Linked DNA regions of Homo sapiens: region 1 is linked to region 2. Evidence: read pairs that join two places in POLR2A ChIA-PET (ENCODE). Cell type or tissue: GM12878. All regions are shown on one strand. Each heading gives the region's core, and the rest is flanking DNA. Links, peaks and the distances in the headings are about the cores only.

The links. ChIA-PET counts read pairs that join two places held together with the same protein. Peaks named below come from ENCODE experiments on the same cell type or tissue, not always from the same donor. Only the 100,000 strongest peaks of a DNase experiment are listed, where the experiment ranks them.
Region 1: POLR2A ChIA-PET joins it to region 2 with 13 read pairs; 3 of 35 experiments call an interaction of 5 or more read pairs at or near these places.

Annotation. Positions count from the first base shown.
Region 1 is chr6:16,510,818-16,513,739 of GRCh38, forward strand. All of the region lies in intron 5 of ATXN1 (ataxin 1), which reads right to left. Among named protein-coding and RNA genes, the nearest start is that of ATXN1-AS1, 250 kb to the right of the region's middle. In GM12878, for the core only: a CTCF peak has its summit at 445 (motif pointing right); a DNase peak (open chromatin) is centred at 1,344; H3K27ac peaks cover 1,543 bases.
Region 2 is chr6:16,419,659-16,422,580 of GRCh38, forward strand. The region is part of intron 6 of ATXN1 (ataxin 1); the gene reads right to left. Among named protein-coding and RNA genes, the nearest start is that of GMPR, 180 kb to the left of the region's middle. RefSeq lists an enhancer at 1,546-1,595. In GM12878, for the core only: no CTCF peak of the experiment used is centred there; DNase peaks (open chromatin) are centred at 543, 1,373 and 1,583; H3K4me3 peaks cover 638 bases; H3K27ac peaks cover 2,500 bases.

The DNA.
Region 1 (2,922 bases), core at 216-2,715, 91 kb after region 2:
GGAGGAAGACAAATGTCACCTTGGCCAACCAAATAGATCTGGGAAGATTTTGTCTTTTTATAAAGCTTGTCTATTTAAGGGTGGGAAGTCAGCAGAAAAACTGCTTGCCAATAGTACACTTCTCCCACTTTAATGAAATCGGTTGGCTGTGAAAATATGTGCATCAAAGTTTTAAAGAGTTTTCTGTCACATCCAGTAGACTTATAATACAGATTGCTACAGATGGAAGATTTATCCTCACTTGATGTAGCAACAGCACTACGTTCTTTGAACTGTAACAAAGCTTTTGATTTTTTTTTTCCCACGTGGTAGATGAATCTTAGTAAGAAAATACAGACTTGATATGACACATACTCAACTACTGTAAAGTGGGTGCTTAATTTAGTTAGGGAGAGGAAGGGGTGGAAGCTGGGGAAAGTCCTGCTTAGAGGGCACCTCACTAGCCACTAGAGGGCATTAACATGTGAATAAAATCATCCTGATTTCCAGGATTCAAACAGCAGACACCATGCATGGGAATTAATGGGGCTCTGCTTCACTCTTCCTTTCCCTTTATAAATGTCCAGAGAGCTAACAACTGCAAAGATGTGGAAGTATATCTAAACTCTTTTTATGTTTTAACACAATAGACATTTAAGGGAATAAACTTGAGCCATGCTAGCTCCAGGACTAGGATTGACATATGTTTCCTTCAGGGTGCCCGATTTCCATTCTTCAGAAGTCCACAACCTTCTGAATAACAGAGGTCTTTTCTCCCTCAGAATCAACCTAGCAACAAGTCCGAAACCTCCAAAAACTTCTCATACCTGTAATCCTAGCACTTTGGGAAGCCAAAGTGAGAGGATTGCTTGAGCCCAGGAATTCAAGACCAGCCATGTCTCCAAAACTTCCAAAAACTTCTCCAGCCTGCTTGCTAAAAATTCAAGTTGATAGTCCACCCATTGCAAAAGGATATTTCCTTCAGGAAGCAGGAGGAAGATAAGCGAGGCTGGGGAAGACTGAAGACAACAGTCCTCAGTTCTGAGGAGAATGAGCGGGAAGTGATTGATGGTCAGTCCCAGGCCACCGCCCTGCCTTAGTGGGTGTCTTTGCCACGAGGTGGCCTTCCAGGTAGCTTGGCTTCCTTCTGCACCTAAGCTTATAATGGCAAGACTAACCTTGCCTCTCCAGCCCCCATCTTTCTCCTCAAACGGTCCCTCTAATCTTTGTACATACTCATGGGTTCAATTACCAGGCAGGATGCCCTGAGGCAGCCAGGTGTTAGTTGGCAACAGAACACACAAAGGCCTCCCCGCCTCCATTCAGCGTCAGGGTGATAAAGATATCATTACCCTCAAAGCCAGCTCCTCAGAAGTTCTGCCACCACGGCAGATATGAAAGGCTTTACCACATAGTTTTCATACACAGTTCTTCTTCCTCAGAAAGCACCATTTGTTTGAGTATCCGTAAATAACTCCTACAGAAGACACAATTTGCTCTAATGTTTTGGAGCTATGGAATTTATTATGATCACAGAACCAGGAAATAGCTGAATGTGAAAACAGGAACATCTCAAATCACCCCTCAGCTCTAAGAAGAGTAACGCATTTCAAATTAAAAGCAAAGTCATTGCTGTGTTTACTGTTCTCTCTCAATGAGGGGCCTGCACTCCCAGGACAGTGTCAGCATACTTAGCTTTTCAAATACTAAATAAAAACAACAGCATCTCCAAGTTCTAAGCATTTATAAAAGGTATTCTCTTTTAAAGATAAAGACAAGTTTAGAAGGCAGGCCCCTTTTTTTGTCGCAATCGGTTAAAAAGTGAAGAGAAATAGAATGGGCTGAACAAAATATATAGCAGGCTCTGTGGTCTGCTTTTTCTAAAAGTTCTGCCCACAGATTTTCAGACACCAACAGCAACAAACAGTCATTCCCTCCCTCCTGCAAGTGAGGGTGACAGCCAATGCCAGGAGCTACAGCAACAGAAGAATGTACTTTAAAAGAGAGACAGGAGAATGGCTTAGACCCTCTACCTGCCATCACCATCACCTCCTAACCAGAAATGACAACAAGCAGCACTTTCTAGGAATTTGTTAGTGGCTGTGATCATGTGTCCTTCTTGCACTCACGTTTCTCTTTTGACCAAATATTATTTAGTAAGATGTGGTTGAGTGGCCCCTGGGAATCACCATTGAAACAGAAGGCTTTCTAAGTAAAATATCTGTTCAGTATCTGTTCTTGCAGTGCAAAGCACATTTCAAAAGTTCAGCCAACGGCTAGGAAAATGTTTGGGGCACGCAGAATCCCTTCTACGCCAACAGAACTAATCTCATGTATGCATTTTTCAGCTCCTGAGTTGAGAAGACATATTAAAAACCCAGCAACATGTTTATCTTCATTAAACAGCAAATGTCCTTTCAAACAATATACAACAGGGCAGAGATCACTGTTTGTGCTAATGGAAAGTGATCAAAAGCCCCAAGATTCTTTGGTTAGCTGACTCTGAAGCCTGCTCGTGCTTGAGTTTCTACACAAAGTACATCAAAAGAATATAGATATCACTGGAGATTCTAAATGTTTAAAGTCTCTAGGACTAGCAAGAAAATATGCTTGAAACTATAGGAAATGGGGAACAGAACATTACTGTTGACTTCCACCTTTTCCCTGTAACACAATACATTACAATCTATAAATAGCTTAGGCTGTCTGTTTAAATATGCACCTCCCCCGGAAAAGATAGAGGCTTCCGATCATCTTGCTATTTGCAAGGAATCTTACTCACAAATCAATCTAACAGGCCACGGTGATATTATGGGGATGTAAAAGGGACTGAAATGATCAAGAGCGTCACGTGTCTTCCAAGCCAAGTGGGGTCCTATGCCTTGCTGGTTTGAAGAAGTGGGAGAAACTTCATCAAGAGCAGCAACTCAGGTGTCTGTCCAC
Region 2 (2,922 bases), core at 93-2,592:
CAAGCAAAGGTGCCAGGGAGGCCTTGAGGGTACCAGTGTACAGGGGACACTGCTACATGTGCATGCTGAGTGGCTGCCCGGGTCTGCCTTTGTGTACTAGGGGAATGTGTGGTGAGGCTGGAGGGGACAGAGCTGGCCACCTGTGAGAAGGACTCTCAGGGCTGCTGTCATCATTTGGCAGAGTCCATCCTTCTACTCCAACCCAACCTCACTCTCAGGGAGGGGACGGATGAGGACCGCTCATCCTATCATCTACAGGGTTTTTAAAGTGTGGGTCCTCATTCTCTGGCCTGGGTGGCCATGATCCGAGGGCATTTTGTTCTGGTGCACAGATACAAAGACTGGGGATGGGGAGGACAGTAATCTTTTATACAAGGACACATGAACCACCACACTGGTGCCTTAGAGAACATAGGCAACGAATACTCTGCTGCAGCATAAGTGATCGAAAGTCACACGTTAATGCAAATTATGTAAATCCTCACTAAATGATTTGAATAGAAAGGAAATCACCATAGCACCACTGTTCTCCATAACGTGAGCTGCAGTGTTCTATGCTGCATTTTACTTCCCCGGTATGAGGGCAGCTAGAGAGATGGTGGGATGACTTTCACTGTCTCTGGGGACCTTCAGACAAATTAGCTATCTTGTGAACAGTCCCAGGATGCCAACTTTCTAAATAAACATCAAAATGCATTTACTGTCTGTATCACTTAAGAGGTTGAGAATGGAGGGGGGAGCCTAACTGCAAACATTTGCGTGTTTTTATTTAACAATAGCTTAGCTATTAGACAATATAGAGTATTAGAAAGACTGTCTTAGAAGACTGAAGAGGTGAAGCTGGTGTTCTGAGTATGTCTACACAGCCTGCATAGAGGCAGATGTATATAAATGATCATGTTACTCTGCCTAAAATGGATAAAACTCGGAACAAAACAATCCACATTTAGTAATACCCTGAAGCTGACTCTAATTTGTATTCACTGTGACAACTCCTTACTTTCAAATCTGAAGTAATTATTAGAAAGTGAGAAAACAGACATTACTTTTGGGAAGCTGGGAGATGGCTTTATAGTCTAAGTTGCCACTAGATAGAATGACCCATAAAAATTACTTGGAAGGCTATTATCTCATAACCGGGGCCTATAAAATCTAACAGTTACAGATTCTCTCTCTCTCTCTCTGTCTCTCTCTCTCGTGTGTATTTTAATTAAAGACTTAAACTGCTAAGAGACAAAACTGAAAACATGTACGTAATCCAATTTTGCATAATGTCTCTGCGGTTTTGTAGTTGATTTTCCCCATCTGACCCTGACTTACATGTGATACACACACATTTACTGGTTTATGGTAGGAAAACTGCTCTGGCTGGGTACTGGCACTCGCCTTTGTGATTCAGGCATGAAACCATGAGGTGCCCAGCTGGAATTCAGAAGAAGTACATTAGGACAGAGGGGCAGCTTTGTATTTATTTATTAGGTTCTTCCAACTTAAGTTGCCAGGGTAGCATGAGCTTTTTAAAAACAGTTGTTTCTGGCCTTCCTGTTTTAGGCTTTTATCTAATAGAGTGTGAGAAGACATGAGTTCACATGCAGCTAAGGATGAGATTATTCAAACTGAAACCAACCCCACATATCAAACCGTGGTGTCATTTTCGTCACTTTAACAGTAGAAAGGACACAGGAAAAAAAAAAGAATGAAATCATTTACTGAACTAACAGTTACATTTGTCCCCTCCTGCCTTGGATAAATAATGACTAATTTTTAAATAACAGATTGGTACAGCTCTGAGATTAGGAGACAGAAAGCATGGAAAGGTCCTCAGACCTTTTAGGTTTGGTGCTTTCCTGTTCCTCTGAATGGGCATTTTTCAAAACCATTTTGAATGTAAAAGGCTGTAGAGTTCAACACTGGGCTTCTTCCTACTTTATGAGGTTATACACAGGTTCAAGGGTGAGGGTAAAGACAAGCAGGTGCAGAGTTTCACACGGGAGGGTGGGGGGGGCGTGAGTGTGCATGCATACATATTTGTGGGAGATGAGCGTGCATGCAAATAGGTGTGCAGAAGTGAGTGCACACAAATGCACATGTGTGGGTGAGTGTGCATACAAGTACATGTGCAGGCGTTGATATGCATACATGTGTGCAGGCGTGAGTGTGTACACAGTGTGCAGGGGCCATGACTGTGCATGTATATGTACACTGCAGGGGCAATATGGAAAAAAACATGGAATACAATGCAGTTTAGCCACGACTGGCAGCCAAGATTGACCTTTAAGCCCATTTCATGGCCACTGCATATGCATTTTTTATTATATGCCAATCCCAGGACCTGGTGCAAAGATAGCCAGTAAGAAGTAAGATCTTCATCTTTTGAAGTATATAAGGGTTTTTTTTTTTATTTGCCTCTGTGCTAAGAAGAATGGCCAAATCATATTCCTCTTCATTCCAAGTTGGAGCAGAACAGCCTTAGGTTGCTGCCAACTGTTATCCTTCGAGAGGGCCACATATTTTGAGGTTTCAGAGACAGTGAGGTAGATTCTGCCTTGAGAAATATCAGACACTCAAGTACTCCGGCGACACACTGAGCAAATGTTTTTGCCAGCAGAAAGATATAGGTGGGTTCACCGTGGCGCAGGTGAGGGAGAGGAAGCTGTGCACAGTAAGCGCACTTTCTCTTCTCCAGACATCCTGGTGCCACAGTAGTTCCCATTCTCTCTCCTCTTCTGTAACTTCTAAGACCTTTGCCTTAAGTGAATGGATCCTCCTAAGACAGCCATAACTGCATTTATTTACGTCCCTGCTCTTTGACTTGAAAAGTTCACCCTTTCTTGGAGAGAGAGACTTGGAAAAGAGAGGCATGAAGGGTCTCAAGCCCTGGCAATTCTGCCTCAGTGAATCCGACTTCTACCTCCACAGTGA